Linked DNA regions of Homo sapiens: region 1 is linked to region 2. The links are chromatin loops, found by intact Hi-C in ENCODE. Cell type or tissue: CD14-positive monocyte. All regions are shown on one strand. Links, peaks and the distances in the headings refer to the core of each region. The heading gives the core; the rest is flanking DNA.

Region 1 (8,811 bases), core at 2,560-5,059, 48 kb after region 2:
GCTTTAAAGCCAGATATTGACTTAACCTTCTCTGGCTATGAAAGGCCTAGATGGCATATTCTTCCAGAAGGTTGTTTTATCTACACCAAAAATCTGTTGTTTGGTGTAGCCACCATCAGTGATCTTAGATCTTCTGGATAACTTGCTGCAGCTTCTACATCGGCACTTGTTGCTTCATGTAAACTTTTATGTTATGGCAACAGCTTTAACCTCATGAACCAACTTCTGCTAGAGTCAAATTTTCTTCAGCTTCCTCACCTCTTAGCCTTCATAGAATTGAAGAGAGTTGGGGCCTTGCTGTGGATTAGGCTTTTGGCTTAATTAAGGGAATGTTGTGGCTGGTTTGATCTTCTATTCAGACCACTCAAACTTTCTCCATATCAGCAATGTTATTCATTTGTGTGTTCACTGGAGTAGCACTTGTAATATTCTTCAAGAACTTTTCCTTTGCATTCAGAACTTGACTTTTGGTGCATGAGGATTAGCTTTCTACCTGTCTTGGCTTTTGATGTGCCTTTCTCACTAAATTTAATCATTTCCAGCTTTTTGTTTAAAGTGAGAGAAACGTGACTCTTCCTTTCACTTGAACACTCTTTACTATCGTCTGTGGGCAAGGTTGATGGTACTCCCATCAACAAATCTTTGATTTTACTATTTTATTTTAGAATTTACACTATTGTAATTCTAAAATAGTAAAATCAAAGATTACTGATTACAGATCACTGTAACAGATATAGTAAAGAAAAAGTATGAAATATTGAAGAGTTACCAAAATGTGACACACAGACAAAGTGAGCACATGCTGTTGGAAAAATGGTGCTGATAGAGACATGCTCCACAGAGGTGTCACAGCTTTTCAGTTTGTACAAAATGCAGTATCTGTGAAGCACCATAAAGCTAAGCACAACATAAGATCTGCCTGCATTTTGCAGAGGAGAATGGTTAAAAATGCCAAATTTTCTTCTAGGACTAGGTAGTGCTAATTTAAATCTCTGTCAACAGTATTGAGAGTACTTGTTTTCCCACTCTCACATAACACTTTTCCAAAACAGGGTGTTACTGTTATCAATTTCTTATTCAATGGAGTGTTCGTTTGTTGGTGGTTTTTTGGTTTTTTTTTTTTTTTTAGACAAAGTCTTTTTCATCGCCCAGGCTGGAGTACAGTGGTGTGATAATAACTCCCTTCAGCTTCAAACTCATAGGCTCAGTGGATCCTCCTGTCTCAGCTTTCTGAGTAGCTGGGACTGCAGGCCTGTGCCACCACAACTAGCTACTTTTTAAAATTTTTTTGTTGAGGCGGGGGTCTTGGTATGTTGCCCAGGCTGGTCTCAAACTCCTGGCCTCAAATGATCATTCTGCCTCAGCCTCCAGAGTCACTGGGATTACGGGCATGAGCCACTGCACCCGACTCAATGGACTATTTAATGAAACATCCAGTAATAAGTATCAGTAATATTTTGTCCTTGACAGTAGACAGAATTTTTCTTGAAGTATTTTTTAAATTTCAACTTTTTTAGTCCAAATTAAGGATGCATACTGCACTAACATATTGCATAAGAAATTTGATCTGATTTTTCCTATTCTTTGTAATTAATTTTCACAGCAAGCAACTGACAAGCAGAAATGTTTCTTTGAGAGAGACTGAGTGCCTCCTTCTGTTATCTGAGTTAAATGATTTTCCTGTGTCTCTTAGGAAAGCTGGAGGGGCTAAGAATTTTTTGGCAGGTGAGTTGAGACACCTGAGAGTAATAACACTAGAATAGCACAGACTAATAATATGGAGAAGAGAAGATTACAACAAACGTTCTATAGAGTTGATTGCTGTTGACTTCTTTAGCATATAGATGAACTTTACTAAATCCATATAGATGAACTTTACTAAATACTATAGATGAAATAAGTAGCTACTGATTCTGGTTCCTCTGGTTTCTCTGCTCCCCCCCCCCCCCCCCCCCCACCAAATAGGAGATGCTTTATTTGGTAGAATTGTAAAACAGTTCAGAGTTCTTCTTTTATCCCTGGAACCTGAGCAGTTGCATCTTTTATAACTTGCACTGTCAGTGCTAGTTGCTTTGTGTTACAAGAAAGAAAAGAAAACTTAGGGAAAAGGAAGTCATTTCCTTTGAGGTTTTAAGGGGGAAAAAAAAGTTGCATTCTGTAGAGCTTTGAACGAGCCAAATAGAACCCTGAGCGCCAACTGCCCTGAGAACAGGCAGGAAGATTAATCACAACTTTGAGAAGCTTGAATCACGTGTCTGGCTGTTTTCCTTTTCCTACCCCTCCTCACTCCTTGTTTGAGTGTTGTCTAGACATATACTCAACAGATCTAATTATTGCAGTTGTCATCTTTAAAACTTTACATTTTGTTATAATTTTAGATTTACAGACAAGTTGCAAAGATGGAGTTCCTGTATACCCTTCACCCAGTGTCCTCTAATACTAAAATGTTACATAACCATGGTTTCAAAAAATTAGAAATTAACATTAGTGCAATGCTATTAATGGACTATACACTTTATTTGGATTTCATCAGTTGTACTTTTTCTGTTTCAAGATCCTTCAGTCCAGGCCACTGTGTTGCATTTAGTATCATCTTTACTATGGCTTTCTTCTTTTCCCCTCACAGGCTAGAATTCTGTTCTTTGAGGATGTATACAATTTGTCAAATGTATCTTATGAGAAAAATTTGCAAAAGGTTTTACATCTATGATAGATACATTTCAGATGGACAAAAGAGAGGGAGAGTATTCTGAATATTTTTGAATAACCTAATACAGGCTAACCATTAACCTATATTAGGCTATTTTAAAACTGAGGTATTTTACATATGACAAATTTCGTAAAATGAAATAATTCCAAGATGAAAAAGACTAGAGCTCATTTATGACAGTATGGACACCTGTCTCTTGGCTCTCTGTATAATGCTGTTTTTACTAATTTATAAATTGAGGCTATGAGACAAGTACACAGCCATATTATAAGGTAGAATATGACTAATGCCTTGTGTGTCATAAAGTGCTCAGGAATTGGAAGGAGGATGTAATTATTTCCTAGAATGCTTTATGCAGAGGATATTCATACATTCAGAACCTTCACTGTGTGCTGGGTGCTGTGGTAGGCCTTATGGTGGGACCTTTATGAGGTTATTTGTGCTGGAATAGTGTTTCCATAATCTTCCCACTGGGCAAATTAATCTTTGTTCTGGGGAAAAGATTGTTCCTTAAAAGAATGTATGTTCTTGGATGTAGTGTTTTGCTCTGCTTAAGTATTCTAATTTATCTAACACATTAAGGGTTTCTCAGTGAGTTATTTTTTAGCTTCTGAGAATATTATTTATAACATTCTTGGTATGTATCTGGAATGGTTAAAAGAAATGATATAAAAACAAACAATTCAGAAAACCTAAATAAACCAATTTCATTTTCACTCAGCAGTATTTATGCCACAAATATACATTACACGTAATTTCCACAAGCCTCACAGACCCTCATGACCCTCATGACAAAACTGAAATGAACTTGGATGGGGAATAAAGAGGAATTTTGGGTTGTTTTTGGCATTTTACTAATGAAATCCTCAATTTCATATGTATTTGATTTATATATCAAGCAGTCCTCCCATCTGAGTCTCCTGAGTAGCTAGGACTACAGGTGTGAACCAACATGCCAGGCTAATTTTTGAATTTTTGTAGAGATAAGATCTGCCTATGTTGCCCAGGCTGGTAAAGATATTTTCAAAGTGAGAATAAAGATAGCTAATCTTAACAAAAATATGCTTTGTTACCAAAAATCTTACTTTACTCCCTTAATGTCACAGTATTGAATATTGAAGAATACCAGGATGTGTTATTGAAAAATATACTTAAAATACTTTAAATATACTTGAAGTGATCTTTTTTCAATTTCTGTATATGAAGATTTTCAAATGTATAAGAAAATTGAAAGAATGCTTCATCTAGATTCCACTATTATGAACCTTTTTGAAAAATCACATTTGTTTCAACTATATAAAGATGCATGGTATTTATCTGTACATACTCTGTCTCTCTTACACACATATCTGACTCAATTGACAGTATGTTGCAAACATTATGACACATCACCCCCTAAATGCTTCAGGCAATATTTTTAATTTGTCTATTGGTACATTTGGAGGGGGAGTTGTTTTTCAAAATATATGTCGGGATAGGTGATTCTGATGGCCATTCCAAGTTAACAGTCACTGTGCTGGGAGGTCTGTTATTTGTGAATGCCTGAAAACATCTTATTATTTCCTACTTAGGTTTTAGTTTAACTCATCTCCCTTTTTCAGCACTGAAGAAATTGCTGAGTAACTGATTCTGGCAATAATGTACACTTTTATGGTATGGATAATAGTACAACTTATATAGTGCTTTTTACCCAGTATGGTGTATTTATGGAGCATTTCACCCTTAAGTTAAAAATCCTTTGTTAAGTTTTTGTCATGAAAATAATACTAGTTGTAGAAATTATTCCAGACAGTAGTTAAGTATATATAGAAAACATGAATTTTTAAAAAATCTTTAATAGGTATTAGACAAAAACATGAATTTTTTTCTTGCAAACCTTTAATAGGTATTAGATGAAAACATGAATTTTTTTACAAACCTTTAATAGGGGAGAATTTTATAGCATGGAGAAAACCGGTAAATGTGAATACTATATATTTTAAGGTTATATAATAAAAATAGGGGAAATGTTATAAATAAAATAAAAAGTCTTCTGTTCTCTATCATCCACGCTACCAGTTCACATGCCTCAGAGATAATGGTTGTTTCCTCTTGGTAGTGTATATATACAAACATATATTCATATATGTATGTACTTGAAATAGCCAATGGGATTATATTTGTGTTGCAGGATCCACTGAAGTGCATGTAACTCTTCTTCATTTTTTGAACCATTTTAGAGTAATCCATTGTATAAATTATTGGTTCCCTAGTGGGGGACATTTAGGTCATTACCTTTTTTTTTTTTTTTTTGCTAGTGCAAACAATGCTGGGCAATATATTAGTGAACACTTACGTATATAAGACTTGTGGGATTTGTAGCATTAGTTTATAAAAATTACTGGGTCAAACGGTATGCACATTTAAAATCAAACTAGATGTTGCCAAATAATACCTCAAACAAATCTACCAATTTATATTCTCTCCAGGATGTGAAAGTATCTGTTTCCTTTTGTTTGTACCAACATTGGTTATTATGAATCTTTCTCAATGTGATAGTGTAAAATGGCATCTTGTTTTAATCTATGTTTCCTTAATCATGAATTCTTTGAGTATCTTTTCATATGCCTAGTAGACACACACACGTCTTTTTTCTTTTAACTGCCTTTTGTATATTTTGTCCTTTTCTGAAACGTTGTTTTTCTGTGATTTGTGAGAGTTCTATATATATGTAAAAATTAGTTATTGTGGTTTATTAAAGATTTCCCCTATTTTTATTATATAACCTTAAAATATATAGTATTCACATTTACCAGTTTTCTCCATGCTATAAAATTCTGCTCTATCAAAGGTTTGTAAAAAAATTCATGTTTTCATCTAATACCTATTAAGGGCTTGTAAGAAAAAAATTCATGTTTTTGTCTAATATCTATTAAAGATTTTTTTAAAATTCATGTTTTCTTCCAATACTTTTAAAATATGGCAATAAATTTGCATGATTAAAAACCAACAAAACTCCAAAAGATGATGAAAGGTTGCCGTTTTCTACCTGCACATGATCCTCCTGTTGTCCACTCGTGTACCACCTCCCACAAGAAACCACTATGAACAGTTTCTTGTGCATCCCACTGTAGCATAAAGATGAAAATTCAAATATATGTCTGCCTCTCCCCTACCATACTAGTGTATATACTGGCTTCCCCACCCCCCACTTAATATATCTTAAACATCTGTCCATCGGTAGCTAAGGGCTTCTTGAGTTGTTTTAATAGTGAATAGTATTCCATTGCCTGGATGTATTATTTAACCTGTTGCCAGCTGACAGATTTTTTTTTTAACAGCCTTTGCTAACACAAAACATGCTGCAGTAAATAATTTGCACAGTCATTTCACATGTGTCCAGGTACATTATTAAGATAAATTCCTATAAATAGGATTGCTTTGTCAAAGGGCTAATACTTCTGCAGTTTTGAAAGATACTGCCTAGGCTGGGCACTGTGGCTCACACCTGTAATCCCAGCACTTTGGGAGGCCGAGGCAGGCAGATTGCTTGAGTCCAGGAGTTCGAGACTAGCCTGGGCTCTATGGGGAAACCCTGTCTCTACAAAAAGTACAAAAAATTACCTGGGCATGTTAGTATGTGCCTGTAGTCCCAGCTACTTGGGAGGCTGAGGTGGGAGGATTGACTGAGCCTGGGAGGTCAAGACTATAGTGAGCCGAGATTGTGCCACTGCACTCCAGCCTGGGTGACACAGAGTGAGACTGTCTCAAAAAAAAAAAAAAAAAAGAAAAAGAAAAAACAGAAAAAAACCTACCAAATTGCCCTCAAGATATTTTAAAAGAAATCTGGTTTTAGAATGCATAGAAAAGTCTCAAAGATAGTGCAGAGAGATCCCGTATACACTGCATCCGGTTTCTCCTCTTGTTAACATCTTAGATTACTGTGGTGCATTTGTCACAACCAGTGAGCCAATACTGATACATCATTATTAACTTAAAGTTCATACTTTATTCAGATTTCTTTAGTTTTCACTTAATGTCCTTTTTCTGTTAGGTTCCATCCAAAACTTTTGATTTTAGTTTATTAATTTTGAACTAGTCACCTTATATAACTAGTTTATTCCTTTATTTTATTTTATTTTTGACACTGGGTCTAATTCTCTCACCCAGGCTGGAGTGCATGGCGTGATCATGGTTCACCACACCCTCCACTTCTCTGGGCTCAGGTGACCCTCCCACCTCAGCATCCTGAGTAGCTGGGCTGTAAGCACACACCCCACCACGCCTGGGTAATTTTTGTATTTTTTGTAAAGACAGGGTTTTGCTATGTTGCCCAGGCTGGTCTTGAGCTCCTGGGCTCAAGCAATCCACCCACATCAGCCTCCCAAACTGCTTGTTGGGATTACAGGCATGAGCCACTGCACCTGGCCTGAACTAGTTTATTCTTACATTGTTCTGTTGATTTTAAAGACATTTTCAGATATGCAATTATATTTGTAAATAACAGTTTTCACATCTGGTTTTTTTTTTTTTAATTTTTTATTGAGACAGAATCTCACTCTGTTGCCCAGACAGGAGTGCAGTGGTGCGATCTCAGCTCACTGCAACCTCCACCTCCTGGCTTCAAGTGATTCTCCTGCCTCAGACTCCCGAGTAGCTGGGATTACAGGCGTGCGCCACAACGTCCGGCTAATTTTTGTATTTTTAGTAGAGATGAGGTTTTGCCATGTTGGCCAGGCTGGTCTTGGACTCCGGACCTCAAGTGATCTGCCTGCTTCAGCCTCCCAAAGTGCTGGGATTACAAGCATGAGCCACGAAGCCCGGCTTGCGTTTTTACCTTATGTAATTGTTTTGCATGGTACCTTTACATCTTTATGTCTGTGTTAAATAATGTTGAAAATGAAGACAGCCTTGTCTAGTTCCTTACTTTAATGGGAATTCTAGTGTTTTACTGTCAAGCATACTGTTTTTGTTTGAAAAATAGATTTTTCCCCCCATTTTACAGAAATATTTCTGTATTCATTTTCCAGTGACTTCCGGTCATTCACTATCAGACTAATATTTACCTCTGTATTCTGAGGGCTCACAAATCTCACTTACCTCATCTTTTTTTTTTTTTTTTTTTTTCATGTAGCTCATCTTTGGTTGCCCTGAACTGTATCTACTCAGGTCTTTTTATTTGCTTGTCTTAATTTTGTCACTGTACTGCTTAAACATTATTAAAAATATCAAATATTTATTGTGCTGTTATATACCCATGCACCATATGCTTTCAAATGTTCTCATTTAATCCTCATCATAGCTTTGTGAGATGAAGATACTGTAAATCCCCTTTTGCAGAGGAGGAAACAGAGGCTCCTAGGGGTTAAATCACTGGCTCATGTTTACATAGATTGCCCCTGCCGTTTTTTCCTTTTGACCGCCATAGCCACCTTCCATCACCCTCCACCATCATACAAGATGCTTCTTTCTGATTAGTCTGCGTTTGAAAGCCTACCTGTGATTGATTTGACATGAACTGAGCATCTCCTGATCTTTTTCAGTGTATTCCGGGATCCAAAACTCAGAGCTGTCCTTCCCATCTCCATCTAGTTATATCCTTAATCTTGGCTCTCCTTCTTGACCAACATATTATGTGAATACAGTGGAAGCCCATTTAGTACAGTGTTTTCCCAGGGATTTAGTTATGGTTCTTGCATATACTTAAAGTGAGATAATTTGTGTCACTGGTCATTTGGGGCCAGGGTTAGCCTTGTTCTGTGGCACACATTATAAATGGATTTCATTAAACTTTTATGTGCTTTCACTTACTGGTCTAATGTGGGGTTCTTTCCTTGCTGTGCTTATATCAGATACTCTCTTGCCATTGCCCCTGCCGTCTCACCTGCTCCTTCACTCTCGCTACAGAGATGCAGCATTTACAGTCTGTGTATATCCTGCCCATTCCAGTTCAATATGAACAAAATTTGTACTGTAGCCCTTATGAATATGTAAATAGCAGCAAGAGAAGCACTTGCTGCCAATTGGCTGCATGTTTCAAGGAATGTAAACCTCTTTTGGGAGATTTTAACCTAACTTGAAACAGCAGTGCTGTAGGCCTCTAGTGGGTAGAAACCAAGGGG
Region 2 (8,811 bases), core at 3,140-5,639:
TTGGATTATTGGTCTCAGGGTGGAGACTTTTAAGAAACAGGGCCCAATACAGAGGTATAGCTGGAAGACAAAAAATAAATTTTGATACAGATTGATCCATTTCTAATTCTTGGGGTTCCATAAAGGAAAGAGATGTTTCTCCCAAAATGGAATCTGTGGCACTTTTTCTGTTTTTCTCAAGGAGTCTCAGGTCATCAGAAGTTATCTTAGGGCCTCTCATGCATGCATTAAGAATTGCAAGACATGGGGAGAACAGTAATTCAGTCGACTGAGAAAAAAATCTTTTTCCAGCAAAACAAGATCCAAGAAGAGAGAACATAAAGGTCTTTTAAATATACCTATAACTTGGATATCCACTTTTAATTAAGTAGAGCATTCCTTAAGAAAGTCCTTGGCCAGGCGCAGTGGCTCATGCCTGTAATCCCAACACTTTGGGAGGCCGAGGCAGGTGGATCACGAGGTCAGGAGATCGAGACCATCCTGGCTAACACGGTGAAACCCTGTCTCTATTAAAAATACAAAACAAAATTAGCCGGGCGCAGTGGCAGGCACCTGTAGTCCCAGCTGCTCGGGAGGCTGAGGCAGGAGAATGGCGTGAACCTGGGAGGCAGAGCTTGCAGTGAGCAGAGATTGCACCACTGCACTCCAACCTGGGCAACAGAGCGAGACTCTGTCTCAAAAAAAAAAAAAAAAGAAAAAGAAAAAGAAAAAAAATAAAAAGAAAGTCCTTTTAAATTCCTTGTAAGCTGACTTTAGCCGTGCCAAGCTGCCAATATTTTTGGCATTTGAACTTTACCAAAAGTAACTCACAGGTGAAACCAACAAGCTTCAATTAAGGTTATGACTTAACCACAAATGTATGAAGTATTTTCGAAGGGGTAGTAAGCAGTTTTTACAAAATCTAGGACCTTTAAAGGTAATTCAGAGAAAGAAAGATTTAAGAAAGGAAGCTGGAAGTTGTTCATGGAAAGGAAGAGAATCAGCAAATGGCAAAAGTTACACACAGATATCAACCCAAAAGTACTCATTTCTCAAGCCAGGATTGAACCCAGGTTGCCATTGTAAAATGGCGGAGACTAAAAGAAAGTACTGCCACGTGGTTACAGGTCACACTCCCAAGGATGTAAAACAAGATGGAGGCCTGCAGCAAAGTTTGTTACTGACCAGTTTGCCAGGCTGACTTGAACAGCAGGCTTATGGGGTCCTAGGCCTACATCCTATCATATGGTACCCCTCTTCCTGACAGAATCACACAGAAAGACATGCAAATCACATCAGATTGGCTACAGCTTAAGACTAACTTCACAAATCCTTTTTCATTAATCAAAACTTTACAGAGAATATAAACAGTGATCCTTATCATTCCTTTTACCAGTTTGTACAGGTAGAGAGAGGCCAACATCTGAATGATGAAACTTTTGCCCTTTTTCCAGCATGTCATCCTTCTAGGTTCCCTTCCTCTGAGTTCAATTCTAAGGCAACCAGTTTAAGGTAGGGGATATTAATTTTTCCCAGTTTGGAGGATGCATCCAAGGGGAGTGTGCTGTAGCACAGGGACACAATTACCCATCTGTGAAGAGAGGACAGAGGTGGAAAAAGGTAATAAAAAAGGCATTTTTTTTCAAAGGAGTCCCAAGGGTTCAGGATGTACTTTTGAAAGGGGTAAAGACTGAAGATGAATGGCTACTCATCTAGAAAGAGGGGAGCAAGGCATGCCTAGTTCCCTTCTCTTCCCAGCAAATACCCAGGGTATGTGAGGGAGAGGCAAGAGAGGCATCCCTTTTCTTCCTTCTTTCCTTGTATCCCGGAGTCCTGAAGACAATGACAGGGTGCTGCCCATGGGTGTCAATGTGCCTTTTCACCCATGTTAACAGGTGGGTTAGAGGGTAGGATTATCCACCCTTACCCACACACTGCCTTTCCCCTTGCTGTCAGTAGCTTTCAAGTTCCCTAGACCTCATGCATGCCATAGATACTAGCATGACCACTATCCATGAAATGGGAGGCTTGGCTTAATTGGCAGGAATTAGTCATGCTTACCTGTGCTATGTCTCTTAACTTCCATTGTCATCTGCCTCAGATCCAGTTTTCTTTCCTAGAGTTTCAACCCAAAGTTTGGAATTGAGTTTGGGACAAGAATGTGTCTCAGTGGGGTTCATGGATTCATTAAGTCATGGGTGAAGCTGTGGAATTGGGTCCTCCTCCAACAAGGGATAGAAAAGAGTGTCTTGTGAATTGGGGTCCTGGCCTATTAAAACGCCTTTCAAGAAAAAAAAAAACTCTGGCATGGAGAAGCCCCCTGTATTGCACGGCTGTGTTATTAGGTTGGTGCAAAAGCAATTGTGGTCACCGCCATGCTAAGTAATGGCAAAAACCTCAACTACCTTCAAACCAACCCATTAACTCCCGACCTGATGGAGAAAAGGAAAAAGAACAGCTTAAGGGTAGAGCTGGAGAAGATTGTTGAGGAAGAAACCTCTTATTCTGATGCAAATGAGTTTCTCCAACAGGGAAAGAAATTTTTAATTCCTGTTTCTTCCCTCAGGCTCAGAACAAGCTGGACCCCTCAGCTGGGGGAGGGGAAGACTCCGTGGGCACGTGGTGGGAAACATGGCCAGCTAGCCATGAAGGGCCTTGGGCCCCCAAGACTGCCCTGGGGCCTGGGAAGTGGCTGTGGCTCAGTCCTGCACTGCATGGCCACTGAACACAGCATGTGTATGCAGCAGACATGGCCACGTGCCCCAGCTAGGAGGGAAAGAGGTGGTGGGGAGCTGCTGCTCGCCTGTCTGTCACAAGAACATGCCTGTGGCCATTGGAGTGGGGGTGGAACACCCCCAATATTATAAAAGAAAAGATAGGTGCTATTTTAATTCTGAAAAAAAGAAGGAAAATGCCACAGAAAAGACTGTATTGGACCAAGGCTGACATTCCCAACCCCTGAAAGTGACAGGGAGGGGGCAGTTTTCCCTGCCTTCAGAAGAAGTCTGAAGATGAGAAAGCTCAGAAACGAAAGTGAAAGATATTTTTGGGGCAGCGTTTTACTCACCCTTCTGACAAACCCCCGTATAGGCCAAAATGATGCAGAATTTTTGCTCCCTAGTTCAGCTAAATCAGAGTTCTTGTCTCATGACCAGGAAAAATTAGGCACGTGGTCATATTGAAGGGTGAGGAGGGAAGAATTTATTAAGTGAAAGGAAAGCTCTCAGCAAAGAGAGGGGATCTCCAAGCAGGTTTCTCCCTCACAATTGAAAACCAGGGCCACCGCACATGAGCTTATGAGGCCAGGCTCCTCCCCTGAATAAGGCATGAATTGCTTGTGGCCCCCCAGTCCCCCAGTGCACACGTAGGCATGCCCAGGCAAGCCATAGGTAGTATCAGAAAAGGCAGCATTCAATGGGTTAAAAGGCATTATTCAGAAAGAATCAATTGGGAAAGCGTGGGCAAACAGGGGCAGAAGTTCTCCCTCTGGGTCACAGGTTTCATCCTAGACCAGCACTCCAGTCTTTCAGCCTTCAGGCTATTTTAGGCTTGAAAGTGAGGTTTTAGCCTAGGGACTCTTCCCTATCTGCCTAGGAATTTGTCTCCTGCCTTCATCAGTAGTACATATTACATATATGTAACTAAAAACAAAAGAAATAATTCTGTATAGTACATACATGCAATACATATATATGTACAATACAGAATATATGTACTATAGAATATATGTATAGTACATATATTCAGTATAGTTCATACTACACTACATACATGCTATATTATATGTATAGTATATTTCTGTCCATATATATACTATAAATGTACTATATATTCTGTATAGCACATACATATAGTACCCATATGTACTATATGTATATATTATGTATGTTATATATAATATGTATTGTATATAGGCATATGCTATGGGAAGGGGGGCAGGGAAGTGCTGGGTAGAGAAGGGGGGGGTCCCTGATGAGGGCTCCATCCTCGAGCCTGTGCCCACGGACCTAAATGAGGACAGATGTTTCTGTTTTCACACCCAAAATGTTGCCTTTTGGGCCACCACACCCCCCACATCCTGTGCCCATAAAAACCTGAGACCCCAGCGGGCACACACACAAGCAGCTGGACATTGAGAGAAGCAGAAGACAGACACCAGCAGACACCAGCAGGCCATTGAAGGCAGAACGACATGACACCAAGAGGAATTCGGCCAGGGTGGTTGGAGGAAAGTCTAGCTGCTGGATGGCCCAAGTCCAGGGAAGACCACTTTCCCACTCCATCCTTTTTCTTGCTCCCCATCCATCTCACTGAGAGCTACTTCCACCACTCAATAAAACCTTGCACTCATTCTCCAAGTCCACATGTGATCCGATTTTTCCAGTACACTAGAGCAAGAACCCAGGCTACAGAAACCCTTTGTCCTTGTGATAGGGCAAAGGGTCTAATTGAGCTGATTAACACAAGCCACCAGCAGATGGCAAAGCTGAAAGAATATACTGTAACACACTCCCGCTGGGGCTTCGGGAGCTGCAAACCCTCAACCCTAGACTCTGCTGTGGGTCAGAGCCCAAAAATGCTCTCCATGACCCACCCGTCTGCATGCTCCCCTAGGGTTTGAGAAGTAGGGCCCTGAAGAGGCAAGCCACACCCCTGTCACATACCCTGTGAAGGTGATAAGGGAACTCCACCCATTTCACATATAGTAAACATATATGTACCATATTTTAATTATATACATTAATCATAATTTTAACTCTTAGTAACATTAATTTCCAGTGAACAATCAAGGAAGTAATCCATTTTAAACTGTTTTATATCAGTATTTGTAGATGAAAGCCATTTCCTAATTTTTAGAAAGAAATGTTTCCTCAATTTTTTATGTTTCTTCTTATTTATTTATCCATTTATTTATTTTGAGATAGAGTCTTGCTCTGTCATCCAGGCTGGAGTGCGGTGGCATGATCTCAGCTCACTGCAACTTCTGCCTCCTGGGTTCAAGCAATTCTCCTGTCTCCGCCTCCCAAGTAGCTGGAATTGCAGGCGCACACCACCATGCCCGCCTAATTTTTGTATTTTTAGTAGAGATGGCGTTTCGCCATGTTGGCCAGGTTGGTCTCAAACTCCTGACCTCAGGTGATCTGCCCGCCTTGGCCTCCCAAAGTGCTGGGATTACAGGCATGAGCCACCACGCCCAGCCAGATTTTTATGTTTCTTAATAGATCCAAATATATTTAACTTCTATATACTGTATTAAAAACAAGATGTTGAAGTATATAAACTAAAGCTATGCTTAATAATTAATGTTTCAGTATTTTATTGAATTTAAAATGAATTGAAAATAAAGTAATTTTCAATTACTTAATTTAACATGATTTTAAAATTTGAAGTTGCTGAAAAAGATTTTGGAAACTATGATAAATTTATTTATAAATTTTGATGCCATTTACATTCACCTTATTTACTCATTCTTTACAATTATGCTTGAATTACTTATTAAACAAAACTAGCCATTGAAGAAGTATAACTGCTCAACAGGTTCACATTGCCAGCTGCCTAGACAGAGCTAATTTATCAAGACAGGGGAATTAGAATGGAGAAAGAGTAATTCATGTAGAGCCGGCTGTGCGGGAGATGGAGTTTTATTATTACTCAAATCAGTCTCCTCGAGCATTTGGGAATCAGAGTTTTTAAAAATAATTTGGCGGGTAGGGGCTCGGGAAGTAGGGAGTGCTGATTGGTCAGGTTGGAGATGGAATCATAGAGGAGTCAAGTGAGTTTTCTTGCTTGTTGTCTTCTGTTCCTGGATGGGATCATAGAATTGGTGGAACCAGATTACCAGTCTGGGTGGAGTCAGTTGATCCATGGAGTGCAGGGTCTGCAAAATATCTCAAGCATTGATCTTAGGTTTTCCAATAGTTATATTTTCCCCAGGAGCAATTTTGGGAGGTTAAGAATCTTGCAGCTGGAGGCTGTGTGGTCACTAAACCACAATTTCTAATCTTGTAGCTAATTTGTTAGTCCTATAAAGGCAGACCGGTCCCCAGACAAGAAGGGTTTTTTTTTTTTTTTTTTTGGAAAAGGGCTATTATCAATTTTGTTTCAGAGTTAAACTATAAACTAAATTCCTTCTGAAGGTTAGTTCAGCCTACGCCCAGGAATGAACAAGGACAACTTAAAGGTTGAAAGCAAGATGGAGTCAGTTAGGTCTGATCTCTTTCACTGTCATAATTTCCTCAGGTATGATTTTGGCAAAGGCGGTTTCAGAAGTTCGGAAGATATGACCCCAAAATATGTTGCTTTTGTATACTATTGCTGCTAACAGGTACTCAGAGCAAGGCTTTAAAAATTCTCCTTGTTTGTCTAAAGACAGATTTTCCAAAGGAATCCAAATGCCATCAATCCTGTTGTTACAGGAAAGGGGTCCTGATCCAGACCCCAAAAGAGGGTTCTTGGATCTCGTGCAAGAAAGAATTCAGGGCAAGTCAATAAGGTGAAAGCAAGTTTATTAGGGAAACAAAGGAACAAAAGAATGGCTATTCCATAGAAATGCATGGTTTTATGGTTATTTCTTGTTTATATGCTAAACAAGGGGTGGATTATTCATGCCTCCCCTTTTTAGACCATATAGGGTAACTTCCTGATGTTGCCATGGCATTTTTAAACCGTCATGGCGCTGGTGGGAGTGTAGCAGTGAGGACAACCAGACGTCACTCTCATCACCATCTCGATTTTGGTGGGTTTTGGCCGGCTTCTTTACTGTAACCTGTTTTATCAGCAAGATCTTTATGAGTTGTACCTTGTGCCGACCTCCTATCTCATCCTGTGACTTAGAATGCCTTAACTGTCTGGGAATGCAGCCCAGTAGGTTTCAGCCTCATTTTACCCAGCCCCTATTCAAGACCTCATTTTACCCAGCCCCTATTCAGATGGAGTTGCTCTGGTTCAAATGCCTCTGACACTCTCCCCTAGGAAGTTCCAGAAACCAGGGAAGATTAACTATTATCACAGGAGAGAAGGTTTCATCACACCAAGACAGACCTTGTCACACAAACCATGATTAATTTTTCTAAGGGCCCATTCATCTTTCCCCCAAACCATTTCCTACTTCAGGCCTAAATACCACCATTTGCCCAAACCAAGGAAGGAGGGTATAGGTAAAGGTCCAGTTAAGACAAGATGACCAGGAAAAGCATCTTAAATGATAAGGCTTGTTATATAAATTTAAATCAATGCCTTTTCAATTTAAAGAGTTTCCAGGGGCTTAGCCCTCTGTCTCTTTGTGTTGCACAGAGGTAGACACCCTTACAAATAGAGATTTCTTTCACAGATGTAATTTTCTTTAATAAAAGCGTTTCAAAATAGCCAGCTAAATGCCAGAAAGGTATATTGCAAAGACTGATTTAGTTCAATAGGTAGTCTTTTTAACTTAGCTTCTGTTTCTTTTCTCTTTTTTTGAGACAGAGTCTTGCTCTGTTGCCAGGCTGGAGTGCAGTGGTGCGATCTCGGCTCAGTGCAACCTCTGCCTCCTGGGTTCAAGCAATTTCCCTGCCTCAGCCTCCCAAGTAGCTGGGACTACAGGCACATGCCACCATGCCGGGCAAATTTTTTTGTATTTTAGTAGAGACAGAGTTTCACCATGTTGGCCAGAATGGTCTCCATCTCCTGACCTCGTGATTTGCCCACCTCGGCCTCCCAAAGTGCTGGGATTACAGGCATGAGCCACGGCGCCTGGCCTAGCTTCTGTTTCTTAGCTAAATTACTGAGTTTAAAGTGGAGCTCACACCAGTTAGAATGGCAATCATTAAAAAGTCAGGAAACAACAGGTGCTGGAGAGGATGTGGAGAAATAGGAACACTTTTACACTGTTGGTGGGACTGTAAACTAGTTCAACCATTGTGGAAGACAGTGTGGCGATTCCTCAAGGATCTAGAACTAGAAATACCATTTGACCCAGCCATCCCATTACTGGGTATATACCCAAAGGATTATAAATCATGCTGCTATAAAGACACATACACACGTATGTTTATTGCAGCACTATTTACAATAGCAAAGACTTGGAACCAATCCAAATGTCCATCAATGATAGACTGGATTAAGAAAATGTGGCACATGTACACCATGGAATACTATGCAGCCATAAAAAAGGATGAGTTCATGTCCTTTGTAGGGACATGGATGAAGCTGGAAACCATCATTCTCAGCAAACTATCGCAAGGACAAAAAAAACAAACACCACATGTTCTCACTCATAGGTGGGAATTGAACAATGAGAACACTTGGACACAGGAAGGGGAACATCACACACCGGGGCCTGTTGTGGCGTGGGGGTAGGGGGGAGGGATAGCATTAGGAGATATACCTAATGTAAATGACAAGTTAATGGGTGCAGCACACCAACATGGCACATGTATACATATGTAACAAACCTGCACATTGTGCACATGTACCCTAGAACTTAAAGTATAATAATAATAATAAATAAAAATAAAAAATAAATAAATAAATATAGTGGAGCCCATTAATGAAGAGGACAGAGAAAGCGTTCTCTATGCCTGGACTCAGCATGGATAGCTTTGAAAAAGAGAAACAAGCCTACTTTACCTGAGGGCCTACCTTTTATAAGCACTTTATTCGGCTTTCTTTCCACCTTGGGGCAGGATAGTAACTAAGCCAAAATGTTAGCAGATTCTATTTCCCTTATCAATTAGTCATTTAAAATCTTTATTTGTCTTTTGTAAAGAGCCTTTAAAAGAGGCAATAAGGCCGGCGCGGTGGCTCACGCCTGTAATCCCAGCACTTTGGGAGGCCGAGGCGGGCAGATCACGA

The links. A loop is a pair of places that touch in the nucleus more often than their neighbours do. Peaks named below come from ENCODE experiments on the same cell type or tissue, not always from the same donor. Only the 100,000 strongest peaks of a DNase experiment are listed, where the experiment ranks them.
Region 1: a loop joins it to region 2, with 2.0 times the contacts of the local background. A loop is called at or near these places in 1 of 110 quality-filtered maps.

The regions. Positions count from the first base shown.
Region 1 is chr14:70,917,774-70,926,584 of GRCh38, forward strand. All of the region lies in intron 1 of PCNX1 (pecanex 1), which reads left to right. Among named protein-coding and RNA genes, the nearest start is that of PCNX1, 15 kb to the left of the region's middle. In CD14-positive monocyte, for the core only: no CTCF peak of the experiment used is centred there; a DNase peak (open chromatin) is centred at 4,098; H3K27ac peaks cover 1,495 bases.
Region 2 is chr14:70,869,314-70,878,124 of GRCh38, forward strand. No RefSeq gene overlaps it. Among named protein-coding and RNA genes, the nearest start is that of PCNX1, 34 kb to the right of the region's middle. RefSeq lists an enhancer at 3,340-3,419. In CD14-positive monocyte, for the core only: CTCF peaks have their summits at 4,465 (motif pointing right) and 4,669; a DNase peak (open chromatin) is centred at 4,488; H3K4me3 peaks cover 293 bases; H3K27ac peaks cover 305 bases.